Regions from separate parts of the Mus musculus genome. Here region 1 is linked to region 2. A link is a loop called in an ENCODE intact Hi-C map of the cell type or tissue named here. Cell type or tissue: heart. All regions are shown on one strand.

The links. Peaks named below come from ENCODE experiments on the same cell type or tissue, not always from the same donor. Only the 100,000 strongest peaks of a DNase experiment are listed, where the experiment ranks them.
Region 1: a loop joins it to region 2, with 4 times the contacts of the local background. A loop is called at or near these places in 2 of 42 quality-filtered maps.

The regions. Positions count from the first base shown.
Region 1 is chr13:18,053,432-18,061,431 of GRCm38, reverse strand. No RefSeq gene overlaps it. Among named protein-coding and RNA genes, the nearest start is that of 4930448F12Rik, 43 kb to the left of the region's middle. In heart, a CTCF peak has its summit at 4,020 (motif pointing left); no DNase peak of the experiment used is centred here.
Region 2 is chr13:18,713,239-18,721,238 of GRCm38, reverse strand. It overlaps Vps41 (VPS41 HOPS complex subunit), which reads right to left and starts at 3,947. Exons shown (of 29, transcript NM_172120.4): 1 at 3,903-3,947. The coding sequence starts at 3,923. In heart, no CTCF peak of the experiment used is centred here; a DNase peak (open chromatin) is centred at 3,878; H3K4me3 peaks cover 1,234 bases; H3K27ac peaks cover 671 bases.

The sequences.
Region 1 (8,000 bases), 660 kb after region 2:
CCTGTACAGGGGAATACCAGAGCCAAGAAGTGGGAGTGGGTGGGTAAGGGAGCAGGGTGGGGGGAGGGTATAGAGGACTTTTGGGATAGCATTTGAAATATAAATGAAAAAATATCTAATAAATAATTGAAAAAATCTTATATCCTTTAGAGGTGGTACCTTAGGCAGGTGATTAGGATTGGATGAGGTCAGGATCCCCAATGAGAGCATTAGAGGCTTCATAATAAGAATGAGACAGACCTGAGCTAAAACGCTTGCCATGTGATGCTCCCACACACCTTATAATGCACAAGTGAGCCCTTGCCAGATGCTGAGCAAGTGCTGGCATTATATCCTTAAACTTCCCAAACTTCAGAACTGGGGACCAGATAAATTTCTATCCATTATAAATCCCCATCTTGAGTATTTTGTTACAGCAGCAACAAATGGGCTGAGACAGGGGCATTCTCCAAATTCTACTTGCCACACCTGTCCATTCAAAGAGGCCAATACAAGACCCCAGGTGGTTTTCTCTTGTTCCCCAACTCTTCAGTGTAGACTGAGGAGTTTAAAACCATGAAATAATTTAAGAGTTCAAAGAGATGTCTGATTAGTGCTCAAAACTAATTTCTCCCCACAAAGCTGTTCCACCTTGAGATTCAGGGGGACATCCTGATCTGTGTAGGGATCCCACTTTCCAATCCTGAAAGCCAAAAGATGGGGCCAGGGATAGAGCTAGCTATGCATATCGTTTCCCTGGCTCCCATAAGCATAACAGTTATAAATGGTCAATGTATTTATTCAGCTACTATTAAAGAAAAATCAGCCGCAGATTTATTTTAATAAAATCATTTGGCTGTGTATTCAACAGATGTCCTGAGAGACTGTAAAACATTGTCTCTATTGCTTTGAGTTTTCTAAGCTTCCAGTGATGGAAGCAAAACAGCATCTGTACCATGCCTCCTGTCATAACAAACACACTCGTTAAAATACAAAGAGCTTGACACTAATGAGCTGCAAGTGTATGCATGCACACAAGCACAGTGGCTTGAGTGTGATTTTTGAATGGCACATTGTGTTAAGACTTTGTAGTTATTAGCAGACCTGGAGAACAAACACAAACTCTCAAAGCATCACTTTAGAATACTTATTGAAATTGTAATGGTCTCTTCTAATCTCAGATGTTGTCTAAGCCTCCACAATTCAGGAGGTGCAGTGCTGTCTGAACTGTACAATGAGGGCAACCACTTTCTGTTCCATCCAGTTCTTGGTGGACAGAGAGAGGTATGAGCTCCTAGGGTTCCTGGTTTGCACCTGTCAGTTCCAGCCCAAGTCTCCTCCAGATAGATGGGGTTTTGGTATTTATCTATATGGATGATATTTCATCTTGAAATCTGCTCAGAGAGAAGCCCACAAAGCCTTTGTCAGAATTTATGGACCAAAAGGAAGCTGCCTTTCAATGGAAAGACTTTGCTTTGGCTGCTGTCTGCAATGACTGCCCAAATCCTGCTGCTCTTCTGAAATTCCTGTTGTCCACACCTTCCTTGGCAGTACAAACTGAGAGGACAACTAGTCATAACCATCTTGGGGTAGCAGACACAGGGTGCTTTTATCACTTGCTACCTCTTTGTATCCAAAGCAGAAGTTGCCTCACTGGGAATAATTGTGCAAAAGCATGAAAGGACTAACTGCTGAAGGTCATAACCAGAGACACCAATGCGTCTCAGAAGACAACAGCTTTGCTTGTTTTCAGGGATTGAGAAAAAGACCCTTCAGAAGGTCGGCACTTCTAGAAGGACAAAGACCTGCTTGTCCTTGCAAATGCACTCTCAGAGGAGACTGGCAAGCTTCTTGCTGCAGGTTCCTGAGAGCTCATCACACTCCTTGTTGAAGAAACTAGGAGCAGCCCCAGTGACCTGGAGTTGCACATACAAATGACAATCCAGAAATATTCTTGTCATGCTAGAAAGAGTAGATCTAAGAGCAGAGAAGTAGAGGGTAACCCATAAGGGGGGGAACACCCTCTTTCCAGGCTAGCAGGTATAGGGGGAATACCTTGGTTGCACATATTTTTGTCAATGAGAAAGTTTCACACCACTGTAATGTCAAAACTCATGCTTCAGATTTCGAATACTGTATTCACTATTCTGTGATTCCCTCGTCTTAAATCCACCTTAAATTTCTGTTCCTATATGTACATGTTTATAAAATCCTTTTGTGGTATATAATGAATGACAAATGTAGAGAGCCGGCCAAGTAGATTAATGTATTTTTGTAGACTCAACGACTATTGGTACAGAAATAAAATGCCCCAAATCATAGTTTTAACCTTAGATTCAACTCTTTTTTTTTAGACACATAAGCAAATGTTCTAGCACTGAGTGACACCTTACACCACTCCCAGCCAATTTTTAAAAGATAGAGTCTCACAAAATTTTCCAGTCTAGGCTGGATCTTGTTATGAATGTATCCCAGGTTAGCATCACACTTGCAGTCCCCCTGACTCAGTCTCCTGAGCAGTTAGGATTACAGATGTATACCACTGTATGCAGCTTAAAACCATCTCTTGGAAAATATAATTCCTTCTTTGGTCCTACTGCTCTCACAGACTAAATGTGTTTCAAAATGTGTTGAGGGCAAGATAATGCCTTCAATAATGGTTTCAAGGCCAAATGTTAAAATAAATAAAATATACATAGAAGACTTAAGAGAACAACTTCCTCAGATTACATTAGCCAAGTAGCTGCCACTGAGCAAAATCTGTGGAACAGCTGGCCTTCCCCACTATTTCTCCCTTGACCAAAAGAGGACCTTGAAATGAAGAATGATAGACCAATTCCTGCCTCTAGTGTTCCTGGAGTATCTGGAGAGTTCCAGGCTCAGACTAAAAGCATGACTATTATGTCAACAGGGATCACAAGGAAAATTCACTGTCTGATGTCTGGGTCAAATCAAGGAATCCAAAATGGTAACTGGCTGCTATATGATGAGATAGTAGAGGCAGGTATGATGTCATATGCCTAAAACCTCAGCATTTGGGAAGCTGAAGCAAGAGGATTATGAGTCGAAAGCCTGGGCTATATGGTGAGATCCTGTCCTGGAAGGGGTGGAGAGGAAAAGAGAAAAAAGAAAGAAAAAAAGAAAATATTCCCCATAATGCTACTATTTTCATAAAGAAGTGACCGCAACCATTTTGCGAGGGATTCATGTAAATCATATGTCCAACTACTGCCCTAAATTTTTATTAGATTTGAAACTCAGAAAAGAAAGAGCTGGTAACAAAACACTGAACATGCCTTTAAAACATCCCTCTTCCCACATCTATTGCCAAAGCCACTTCCCATAGACCCTGCATAAGTTCTAGCACAGCTCTGCCCTCCCCTGTGTCTTAATTCCTTCCAAGAGTGCTAGTCCTTGATTTTGGTTACTTGTGTTTCACAAGCTCCTGGAATTTCCGTTTTTTGAGTGGCAGGGCTTTCTATTCCACTCTTCTTACCTCTGCCATGCCTTTGAAGGCCAGTGGAAGGATTCTACTGTGTTAAACTGTGGTGTCTGTTGAAGGATTTTAGCCCCCTGGTACCAGCACTAGAGAAAAACCCTTCTGAGCATCCTGGAGATCCCTAAGCAAGGGGACTTGTGCTCATCAATAAAGCCCAAGTTGATGAGAAGGTTTTTCAGGTGATGTGTTCTGTGTTCCTGCATAGCTAAGCGGTGAGGGAAAAGACCAGACCATTCCTAATGTAATTTCAAGTGAGATTTGTTTTCATTTTCTCTTAGAAAAACCAGGATAATTTTTAGGGACATTTGACACCCCAGGAAAATCACTGTGTATACACACGAAGAATTTCAGCTCTCCAGAGAACTCACCACCGAGAAAACTTGAGAGAATGGACCTTGGCATGTGGTGGTGATGTAAAATCGAGGGTGATGCTGGCCCTTCTTTTCTTTAACTCTGTTCTCAATAGGAACATCTCTCATCCTAGTGTACTGCAGAGGCCCAAGCACTCTATTTCCAAGCCCAGTCTTTTAGCGCCACCTGGTGTTAACTACTGTAACCACCCTTTAGCCTAATAAAAACTAAGTCTCTTTCTTAAGTACGCAAAAGTCAAGTTCATCGTCATAGGTAAAGTTCAAGTAAAAGCCAATTCAGGGATTGTTGTCCATTCAGCGCATAGCAGGACCTTGGCACACAGTAAATACCAGGATGACTGGGCACTGTGTTCGTTTTTAATTGCCATGGTTGTTTTCTAAGAATAAAAGAATTTGAAGAAGAACATAGGAACACTGATGCCTAAGATACAGTAGCTTTTCACGGTGTTAACGAGAGATTAGAGAGGTGGCTCAACAGTTAAGAAAACTGGCTGCTCTTTCAAAGAACCCAGCTTTTATACCTATCACCCACATGGTGGCTCACAACCATCTGACTGTCCAGTCCAATGCCCTCTTCTGACCTCTACAGGTACTGTATGAACATGGTGCACAGACATACATACAGGCAAACAAACAAACAGACAAAACAAAAGCAAAAAACATATACATATAATGTTTAAAAAATCGTTAACAAATTGGCTTTTAATAGAAAAAAATAGTTGTTAAGTGGGATTTTTTTAACTTCAGGAAAGAGAAACACTCCTATTTAGGCTAACCATAGTCAGATTTAGGCTAATTGTTGAGTTTCTTTCCATGTTTCATTGTGAGGAGCGGGTGTGGCCACAGCTCCAACATGGAGCCCGGGACTGCTGCCAAGTCTTATGACTGGCACCTGACTTCCTCATATCCCTCAAGATAGCCACGTACCTTGAGCTGCATTGCGCAGATGCACCAAAGATCAGATGATGTGACGAATGTAGTCCTGAGCCAATGAACTGTGCCTACGTGGACTGGGGTGAGGGGGAGTGGACTGGAGGGGATAAAGGGGGATGGCCAAGAGAGGTTGTGGCATTATTCTTTTTCCTACACATTTGTGAAGTTCCTGAATAAACTGCCTTGAGAAGGACATCGGTTTTGTCGCTTCTTTTCTGCTGGTCAGAGACGGTAGCGACAAGTGGTGGAACCCGTACGAGGATGTGATGAGTCCAGAACTCTCCGCAGTCAGAGTAGCCAGTTGGAAAGCTCCCAGGAAAGTGGAATGATTCAAGTTCTCGGTTAGAGACTATTAGGTTCCCGGATTAGGGACTATTGAGGTTCTCGGAGTGAGACAATTAAAGTTACACACACATATAGTATAGTGATCCAAAAACTAAAAGAAAAGCAATTGGTTGTAGCCCCAGAAAAGGTTCAGAAAGGAAAAATGGTGAATTATTTAGGAACTAAAATTTTTGATAGTCAAGTATCTCCCCAGAAAATTCAGATTCGGAGGGATAATTTGAGGACATTGAATGATTTTCAAAAGCTATTGGGGGATATACAGTGGGTACGTCCCTATTTGGGACTAACTAACAAACAATTACAACCATTATATAATATTTTACCGGAAGATATAGAATTAAATTCTCCCCGGCAGCTTACTGATTCTGCCCTCGTAGCGTTAAGTTTGGTTGAAAAGGGTACTCAAAAAAGGGTATCCTCTGGCAGGGCGCCCCTTTGCTATGGATACATCCCAAGATTTCACCCGCAAAAATCTTGTCTTATTGCCCTGCCTTGGTAGCACAATTGGCCTTGATTGGCCTACAACAATGTATTCAATATTTTGGCAATCCCCCTCAGGAATTGATTGTTCCATATAATATGAAGCAAATAGAAGTATTATCAGCTACTGTTGATGATTGGGCAATTTTGAGATGTAGCTTCATGGGAAAGATGGATAATCATTTCCCTAAGGATCCCATTTTGCAGCTGATTAAAGCTCATCCAGTTGTTTTTCCACAAATTACTTCTTGAGTGCCATTGCCTGATGCCCCTTTAATTTTTACAGATGGGTCTAAGACAGGCTGCGGAGCATATTTGGTCCATGGCTCCACGCCAGTAACTTTACAGTTTCCCCCTGCTTCTCCCCAAGTTATTGAGTTGCACATTGTTATAAACGTTTTTGAATTGTATTCTGAATCTTTTAATTTAATTTCAGATAGTATGTGGTTAATTCGCTAGCAGTGATGGAAATGGTGGGGAAGGTGAATTTTCGATCCACTATAGGGGATTTGTTAAATAAATTGCAATCCTTAATTTTAAATAGAAGTTCTCCATTTTTTGTCCAACACATTGGAGCTCATACAGGTTTGCCTGGCCCTTTAGCAGAGGGCAATGATTTGGTTGATAAAGCTGCTAGAGCTGCTTCTGCCTTTTTGATTCAGAAACCTGTAGAACTGGCTCCTGGATTTCATTCACAGTTTCATGTGAATTCCAAAACACTTTCTTCTCAATTTCATATTACTAGAGCAGAGGCAAGAGATATTGTTACGGCTTGCAAAGCCTGTGGCCCCCTATTGCCTCAGGTGAGTGTGGGAGTAAACCTTCACGGCCTGCTTCCCCTCCACATTTGGCAAATGGACATGACTCATTTTTCAGAATTTGGTAAACTGCAATTTGTTCATGTTTCTGTAAATACAGCCTCTTGGGTGTTGTTTGCCTCCCTACATACTGGTGAAAAGGCACACCATGTCATTGCCCATTGCTTTGAGGCATGGGGTGCATGGGGTCAGCTCAGAGAGCTTAAGACTGATAATGGACCTGCTTATACTTCAGCTTCTTTTGTTTCCTTTTGTAAAATGATGGGTGTCCACTTGGTGCACAGTATACCCTACAATCCTCAGGGTCAGGGCATCATTGAAAGAGCCCATCGCACTCTGAAAGAGTGCCTAATAAAACAGAAAGGGGGGTAGCCTCTGGCGCTCCTCCTAGGGAGAGATTAGCCATTGCTCTCCTTACCTTGAATTTTTTGAATAAAGATAAAAATGATCTGACTGCTGCGGAATGGTTTGCCAATCCCGAGGCATCCTACAAAGGCACAGTCACGTGGAAGGATGTTCTGAGTGGACGATGGCATGGGCCCGATCCTGTGTTGGTCTGGGCGAGAGGGTCTGTTTGTGTTTTTCCACAGGATCATTGCCAGCCGCTGTGGGTTCCGGAGTGATTGATGAGGGTAGTTCAAGATGAACGGAGGTGCCCTGATGAAGCTGCTTCTGGGGGTGATGATGCTGCATGCAGTGATGACTGAAGATCTATGATGGGCCCCCTTTTGTAGGGGTATTCAAGATTCGCTTCCCCCATGGACCGGCTGCCAGTCCAGGAAAGCTGCGTGGGCCGTGAAAAAATATTTTACCTTTTCCCCTTATATTAGTACCAGTCATAATCAAACGTTTTCAGGGTTTAATTGGACGTATCAAAATCCAGCCCAGAGAGGGGCAAGCAATCCTTTAATGTATGGCTGTTGTGTGGGATAAAGTGGGAGTTGTACAGATCTTTCTTCTTTGAATATGTTGATGGGTGGGGCATGGGGAAATACTAGCTTTTATTGGAATGGATCTGTATTATTTGAGTCTTCTGTTATTCAATTTGCTTATGGGAAAAATGTATTCTTTAAAGCCACGCCTGTATGCATTTGGCCTCCTTTTGTATTTTTAGTTTATAATGGTAGTTATTTTGATGATGTTGTAGAATGTAAGGAGGATAGTTGTTTTTATAGTATGTGTTGGAATGCTTCTACGTTTTCTTTAGCTATTGTGACCAGAATGCTTAGATTGGTAACATGGCCCATGCAGACCCCTTCGGTTATGACCTTGTTTAGACCCAAAGGAGATTTTGGAATAGTCCATATCAATTCCGCTCGGGTGGAGGTATCCATGGCTGAAGGACTTGCAGATTGGATTGCCACTGCTATGTCACACACACCTAAAGTAATGGGCCGGTATTGGTGGATTGGCACTGTGCTGCATGCTCATCAGTGTCCTGGCCTTTTGGTGCATCTGTCGCATGCAACATCGCCATCGCAGGGCTCAAGCTCTGTTGATACAAACCTTTGCAGCTGTGGAGATGGGACAATCTCCTCAAGTGTGGCTTGGCATGCTAGGGAAGTAGACAATGAC
Region 2 (8,000 bases):
TATACAGAGGCAGCTTATATGTTGGGGAAAAAAATCTGTCGGCCATATACATCACAAAAGTCTAACTTTCCAAGCTTGCAAAGAATTTACACAACTCAATAGCAAAAAAACATATAACCTAACCTAAATAGACAAAGAAGACATTAAAAAATGGACAAAAGGTACATGAAAGGTTCTCAGAATCTCTAATAATAAAAATGCTAATCAAAAACACACTTATCACTTCAGATAAGTGTAGGATAGCTTTTACTAGAAAGACAAAGATAAGGTGATCTCCCAATCATTAGAGTCTGTGATCTCTAATGAGATTTTCCTTAGGGTGTTCCCTCCACTTAGCCCTGGCTTAACTGCATACGGACCCTAATGGTTTCCAGCTTTTAGTAGTATCTCTGATTCCAATGGACCTCAATGGGGACAATCTTCACAGTGGACGTAGGTGGGTGTCCTGCTCCTCCAACGTGAGCTTCACTGTCATGGCTTTAAGTCCATGGTACCAACCTGAGACTTAAACTTGGAAAGCACTGGCTATTTTTAAACATTGACTTTCCTTTACAGCGCAACCTAGGTTGCCCCAGCCAAACCTGGATCTAAATGATTAATCTTTGTCTTATTTATACATTAGCTATTTCACCCTAACCACTTTAATAGATATATTTCATAGCAATAAGTCTTAGAGAATAAATTTAAAAGCAAAAAACAAAAACAAAAACAAAAAACAAAGAGGCACTGGAATACAGACAAACCTCATTTTTACTTTATATGCATGGAGCTATTCATAGGCATGGATTATACCATCGAATAACCTGAAATAAGGATGAAATTCCCCTAATTTCTAAGATGCAGTAGTGGAAATCAAAACAAAACTGTCTCATCCAGTCAAGGACCAGAAGGTTAATTTTGTGGCTGAGTGGAGAAGAGATGAAAGTGGGCAGAGAGGCTTGGAAGAAGTGTGGAGAAGGTGGTCCATATTACACGTGAATTATTAACATCCCAATGTTTTAAATATGATGCAATGATACACACAAACTCTATTGAACAGAATTCACAATGTGACAACTTTGAGTGTTCTCTTTCTATTAAATTCCCTTTTGGTTTGAAGACAAGCTCCTGGAGAGATACAGACATGAGTAAGCTACAGCCCTCATTCTGAGGACTCAGCAGTCCGCAGGAGACAAATACACCACCAACCAGACTTCAAGCAGAGCGTTATTCATGAGGGGTCGGGACAAACACTGTTGGGCATCTGTGACTATGAAAGCCACCTATAAATCGTTCCAGAACGAAGCAAAACTGCTGGTTACAAGAATCCCTGGCAGCATTGAGGTTATTAGCTTTCTGTGAACTATAAAACACAAATGTTACTTTTACAAAGTACTTTTTCTATATCAGCAAAATCAAGGTTTTCATTATGACTTAAAGACATCTGTTTATCTCTACTCCAACAGTGATTTTTAGCTTTAAACTGTGGAAACTTTTTATAGCATGTTAACTCAGTGCAGATGTCACCATTTGGGCTATTCATAACATTAAAGTGGAGACTACCATCAAAGAACACAACAGTCAGGAAAGATAAGCCAATGGGCTTAATTTTGAGCTATTCATCTTGGGAGAAATTTTGCACTTACAGGACAGGGTACCAAGAAAATGTTTTGCCTCACTCTGTAATTTGTCATGATAGTTCATTTAAATACACATGCCAACTCCTAACATACCCAGTAAGAAGAAAAAAGGATGTCACGGTTTTCAAATAATATTCAAGGTGCCAAAATATTAGCAGCACCAATCCAGACTTAAAAAAAAAAAAAGAAAAAGAAAAACCTACTCATGTTTAAACTAATGATATGAATATTATTTATTTATATTTTGACATAGCAATTTTTATGAATTCATAAAACAATTTATGAATGTCTGCTTCTTTCTGCAACAGGCAGTAGACTACTGGTCTTTCTCAAGGCTGCCCTGATAGCAATGGAGAAGAATGCATTTCCTAAAAGTACATCAGCTGTGAAAACACTACAGCAGGAATAAGGGCTAAATGGAAAACCATGAAGATGATAAGGGCTATTCCACATCATAAAGTTTTTATATATATATATACACATACATACATATATACACACACACACACACATATATACACACACATATTCATATATAAAATTTAGACAGGTTCTTCAGCATATTTTAAGACACAAGGTAGTGTGAAGAAAATGTGAGCTTTGGAGACATGACACTAAAACATTATAGATGTAAGCATGAGACAGTTCAAACTGACTGCATTTCAATTCATTTCTCTGTAAAATTCAATCATTTAATATATTAAGTATTAAGCAATATCCCAATATCAGCCATCAGTAATGAATAAATATTTATCATGTGGCAAGCAGAAGTGAGAATATACAAGGAGAAATAAAAAGCTTAAGATCATAAGTATTATGTAGACGAACATCAGAAGGTGGTTTCAAAGAATGAGCCACAATCGGAAAGCACACCATCCCAGAGGCCTGAGGACAGTAAGGGAGAAGGCCTTGTAGACGTCAGAGATCATGAAAAGGGGCAGTGTGAGCAAAGGTCCTGCGTGGGTACAGGCCTGGACTGGTTACAGAATAGCAAGAAAGGCAGCATGAGACAGAGTGGCTTACAGAGTCACAGAACCGAGGAAGGGGTGGATACTCAAGGCCCTTTAGGGTGATTACAATATGGGCACTGTTTTACCACAGTTTGGGACAAGAGGATTTAGGACATGGAGGCTGTATATGACTTCCATATCAGAATAAATATTTACCTCACAGAATTCTTTTAGAAGGACCAAATGCCATGTGTGAGGATCTTTTTAAGCTCGAAAGCACTGCACAACTGTGAATCAGGTTATCTGCCTGATTTTCTACATTTTAACATCAGACAGCCTTGGCAAATTCCTCTTCTGCATGAGTGGGAATACAAGGGCTACTCCATATTTCTATCACACTGGGTCTAATCTAAAAACTTAACTTGGATGTTTGTTTTACTACAAAACCACAACTGTATTTCAACGTGAAATGAAAATGCTCAATGTGAAAAGCCACCTTGCAGTAGTCAAACTAAGCAAGGTCTGCTGGGAAGGAAAACTCTTTTGCCTCGGACCTGCACTGCAAAAGACAGTTTGCACAAATGATAGTAAAGAGGCTCTTGTTAACGTAATGACAAAACCCAAATTTTTCCTTGTCAAATTCCGTAACTTTTGGCACACTCAAAATAAAGCACAGATGTGAACAGTAAAAAGTCCACTAGTAAATGTCTCTTAGGACAGTAAACAGAGCATCACCATGCATGTCTTAAGGAACATCACAGAAACTGGCAAGCAGGGCATTTAATATATGAGGGGGAAATATGGTAGATGATACATACATATATATGCTTCTATGTGTGTGTGTGTATACATATATGTATATGCATATACACACATACACATATATACATATACTTAAGGAATCTCTTCCGAGTTTTAGCCTGAGTCTTCTATTTTGTTAGTTTCATTTAATTTTGTCCTTCGCCCTATATCAGAACGTCTGTATGAAAAAAAGGCAATAATTTGTACTCAGCACCTCAATGCCACTTCTCAGCTATAGCTGGACGTTTCCATCTACGTCTTGCCAGCAACGGGAATAATCCTTAAAGCCTTGCATAGCAGTCTACTCTTAACTTGCCTTTTTCAAAAAATCCCATTTAACATAAACCAGAAGGGCTGAGCCCAGGCAAGGCCGGCTCGGACAGAGCGGGTGTGCAAGGCGCTATCCGCGCGGAGAAGGGCCACCCCAACTCGCCCGGTCAGAGCTGCCACGTTCCTGGCACTCCGCGTCCCAGAACCCCTCGCTCGGGTCTCCAGCTCCCGGCTGCCCCGAACTAGTTCTGCCAGCGTTTACCTGCTCCTCTGCTTCCGCCATAGCGCAGCCTGAGAGTCATGTGACATACCCGGAAATAGGAGAAAACAGCCCCTGGGCCACAGCCTACTGGGAAATGTAGTTTTTCCCGCACACTAATCTGGTTCCTTAGCCAGCTCTCATTTTTGCTCAACAGAGACACCACTATATCTATAATTAATGCTAAATTGTTATTTTGTTGTTGGTCTACGTTCTGTTGTTATTGTAGCATTAAGTTCTTTCTATTTCAGGCTCCCGTTTACAGTAAAATTATGAATTATCTCATTTTCTATTTCAGGCTCCCGTTTACAGTAAAATTATGAATTATCTCATTTAGTCCTCCCTGTGATCCCTCCTGTTACCGCCATTAACAGGGGAAAGGATAGTAACTCGGAGATTTCACTAAACTTACCTAAAAAGCCTAGGTTTAGAACCTATCCCTCTCCGAAGTCTAAGACTACTATATCAAATGTTCTTTAGTCTGATATGTTGTTGTGCCTGCCCACTCACTTTTTAAAGTGATAGTGACTATTTATATAAAAAAAAAAAAGTCTACAGTGGAAAGTGAGAAAATAATGTGTATTCCTGCAAAGATTTAGTATCTTGGTACATTAAATTGACATCTTTCATTTTAATTTAAAATTGAATTGTATAGATATTTTGTCTGCATGTATGTCTGTGCACACTTAGGAACCTCGTGTCCTCAGATGTCAGAAAAGCATATCAGATTCCCTGGAATTACAGATACATATATTTGAGAGCTGCCATATAGCTGTTGTGAATCAAATCTGGTCCCCCGTTAGAGAAAAAATAGCAACTGACATATGAATATAGAAAATTATAAATCTCTATTGTTTAATTGCTTCGTAACTCACATTGACTATCTTCAAGATACAATGTCAGATAATAATTTGTAAATGTAATATGAAAAACATCATTTAGAAAACTTGAGCTATCCTATGTTTCAGGACAAAGTAAACTATCTTTCCTATTCTGTGGGAATTCACTCATCTTATCCACTGATAGCCATTGTCTGTTTATTGTCTTAAGCAGCTGGCAACTCACAGAGGGCAGCACAGTTGGCAGACTGTGGCAGATGCCTCAGTGCCCTTTCGTTCCCTGTAATTCCCACTGACAGTAGCCTAGTAGGAAGTCATATTCTTAGTACTCAGCATTTCCCTTAGTCTCTAGATGTTGCTTTCTCAACTCATGGTCTTCAATGACCTGGAAGCCATGACGATGTCATCTTTCAGACTCTTGTCTTCTCCCAAGAGCCTTAATAAACCTCCAGCTCTTCCTGAGGCCCCTCTTCCAGTCTGCGCACCAAGCAGCTAATTTGGACACCCACAACCAAGGGTCCAAGGTCATGTCTGATCGAACAGAATTTTATATATGTTATTAAGCCACTCAGGCCCAAACAGCACTCATGGTGGACTTCAAGCTACTGAAAGACCTTGTTGTGAGAATTTTTTTTTAACTGGCAGGTGCCTAGACAATCTATCTCCTTCTTTCTAAGGTACCAATAACAAACCAAACTTCAGACCCATCAAGCTCCCCTGGGGAACCAATGAGCTTATTGAGCTTACAGAGCATGGGTGAAGGGCTACTGCCTGGAGCACAAGTGGCCCCAAAGCAACCACAATGGAAAGTTTTTACCCTCCCTGGCTGAAGACTTAACCATAACAATACATGGGTTTTCTTTTCCTTGTTTTCCCCTAGCCTAAGTCCTCTAACCTCTCACAGAAACTATGAAGGCACACACAATCAGTACAAAGCTGCATGAGGCTGGCTGTGATGAGAGATTGGGATGAGAGGCTGGTAAGGGTCCAGTGGCTCTCCCTACCTCCTCCTATGAAAGAATGATTGTTTACAAGCAGATGAAGATGGATATTGTTTGATTCAGAAGCTAGTGCTGTGCAACAAGCTCCTGCATAGCAGACACAGAGCAAGCCCTAAGTTTAATTTCCACGGGAAATAGAAGACATCTAAATCTTCTGTTCCTCTGATTGTCTTCACAAACCATCATTTTTCCTTTTCTCATTGTGAACTGGATCCACAGCATCTGGTGAGACTGGCTGTCTCCTGTTTTGATCTGACACAGACATGAAAGAGGAAGACAAAAGCAGGTTTATTACCATGGTTTTCTCCTTGTTTTACTGGTCGTTTCAATTTTGATGAGAATCAGTCATACCTAAAAGCAGTGATTCAGGGAAAGTCACCACTGAATTCTCAAACAAGGGTTTGTTCTGGACAACAGTGTGTGATCCACTCCACCCACTTCAAATTTTGTTGTTATTGTTGGGTTTTGTTGAGACCAGGTCTTACTATGCAACCCTGGCTGTCTTAGATCTCAATATACAGACCAAGCTGCCCTTGGACTCACAACTCCTACTCTCCCAAGTGCCTTGTTTAAAGGCGTGAGTTGCCATGCCCAACCTTCAAATTTTGATGACTTCTCAATCCTTCCTTTCTTTTATGTTGGGATTCTTCTTAACCCTGCCTGTCAGTTGAAAATCTTCCTGGAAAAAGTCCTCTGAGGGATGAAGATTTGGACCAGTGGTTAAGAGTGCTTGCTGTCACCATCTTCAGGAGTCAGCCTGAACAGACACATATGAATATGTGTTCACACATAGACACACAAATAAATAAATAAATAAATAAATAAATAAATAAATAAATAAGTAAGTAAACAAATAAGTAGATAAGATGATAATTTTAAAATGAGAACCAAAAGGTCTTCTGAGAACTCAAATCAATCAGGGCTGTAGCTCTAATTTCACTGCTGATTTATCTGTCTGTCTGTCTGTCTGTCTGTCTGGGCTTTCTTTTGCAGCAGCTGAATGGAGCTGTAGGTTTGTATGTTGAATGAGTTCTTTCTAAAGATTCTCTGAAGGGCACACCCCTTTCATACACTACATGGGTTCTGCTCTTAGAAACATTTTAATGAAGAACCCAGCAAGACAAGTCTAGGCAAGTGAAGCTAGAAGCCTGTTACCAGCTCTGACCCATGGTGGACTTTCAACTCTGTGGAATGAAGAATGGTTGAGGTGTTTTCTTTCTCAAGGGTGGTGGTGTGTGATAGATTAAAGAAGCAGCTGAAGTTCACATTCTTCTCTACTCAGTCAAGCCCTGAGAGCCCTCAGATAGTGCTCTCCATATCTGCCATCTTCACTATATTCAAATACATTGAGCATGGGATCCACTGGGCATGAGGGAAGTGAAGAGGCACAGGCGTGCAAACTTAAAACCTACTACAGGCTAGGTTCATTCTTGACTACTAGGCAGAATGAAAGTGGCATATGACCTCTGAACCCCAAGTCTTCTCCTGTGGGAGTTTCAGATTCCCTTATCTGAAAGGTCCTAGCGCTTCTTCCTGCTACTCAAAGTACTCTCCACAGACCACTTGGGACCTCATTAGAACTGAATAATTGGAGACCTTTTTGAGTGACTTACTGGACAGTAACTGAATTTCAATAATGACCTCATATCATACAGACATAGGCTAAAGCTTGAAGAGTGCTTGACCTAACAGTCATTAATTCTACATCAGATCACATATGTCCTCATGCACATTGTTTGTTCACCCTCTCCCTTCAAGCTATGGGAGGAAAGATAGCATCCCTGACTTGAAACTTGTTACTTGATATTAGCAACCAGACCACAGCCCGTCTATTTACAGAGTGACTTGCTGAGTTGAAATATCTGCCCCTACAGTCCCTTGTTATGTATGCCTAGAGGTCTGAAACAATATAGTAACTTAGTATATTATGATACCCATTTTATTCACAGTAACCTTATCTCCTTTTAAACAATATGAATGGTTTCAATGTTGACACTCGTGAGATAATGCTTCTAAGTCAAGCAAGGAGAACTCCTCTAAGGGAGAAACTGACCTTAACAAACTATCAGCATCTTAGACTTTCTGACAAAGTGGCAGTTTCAAGAAACCTCCCCAGTTTTTAGCTTATGTCTTGTTACTGTGGCCTTCCCCTCAAGGTGTTTTTGTTTTTTCTGCTCAACTTATTTGGGGGATAAAATGATATCAGGCATTAGACTGTTACCTTTTTTTACCTAAAATCTTTAGGATGAAATGACAGTGAA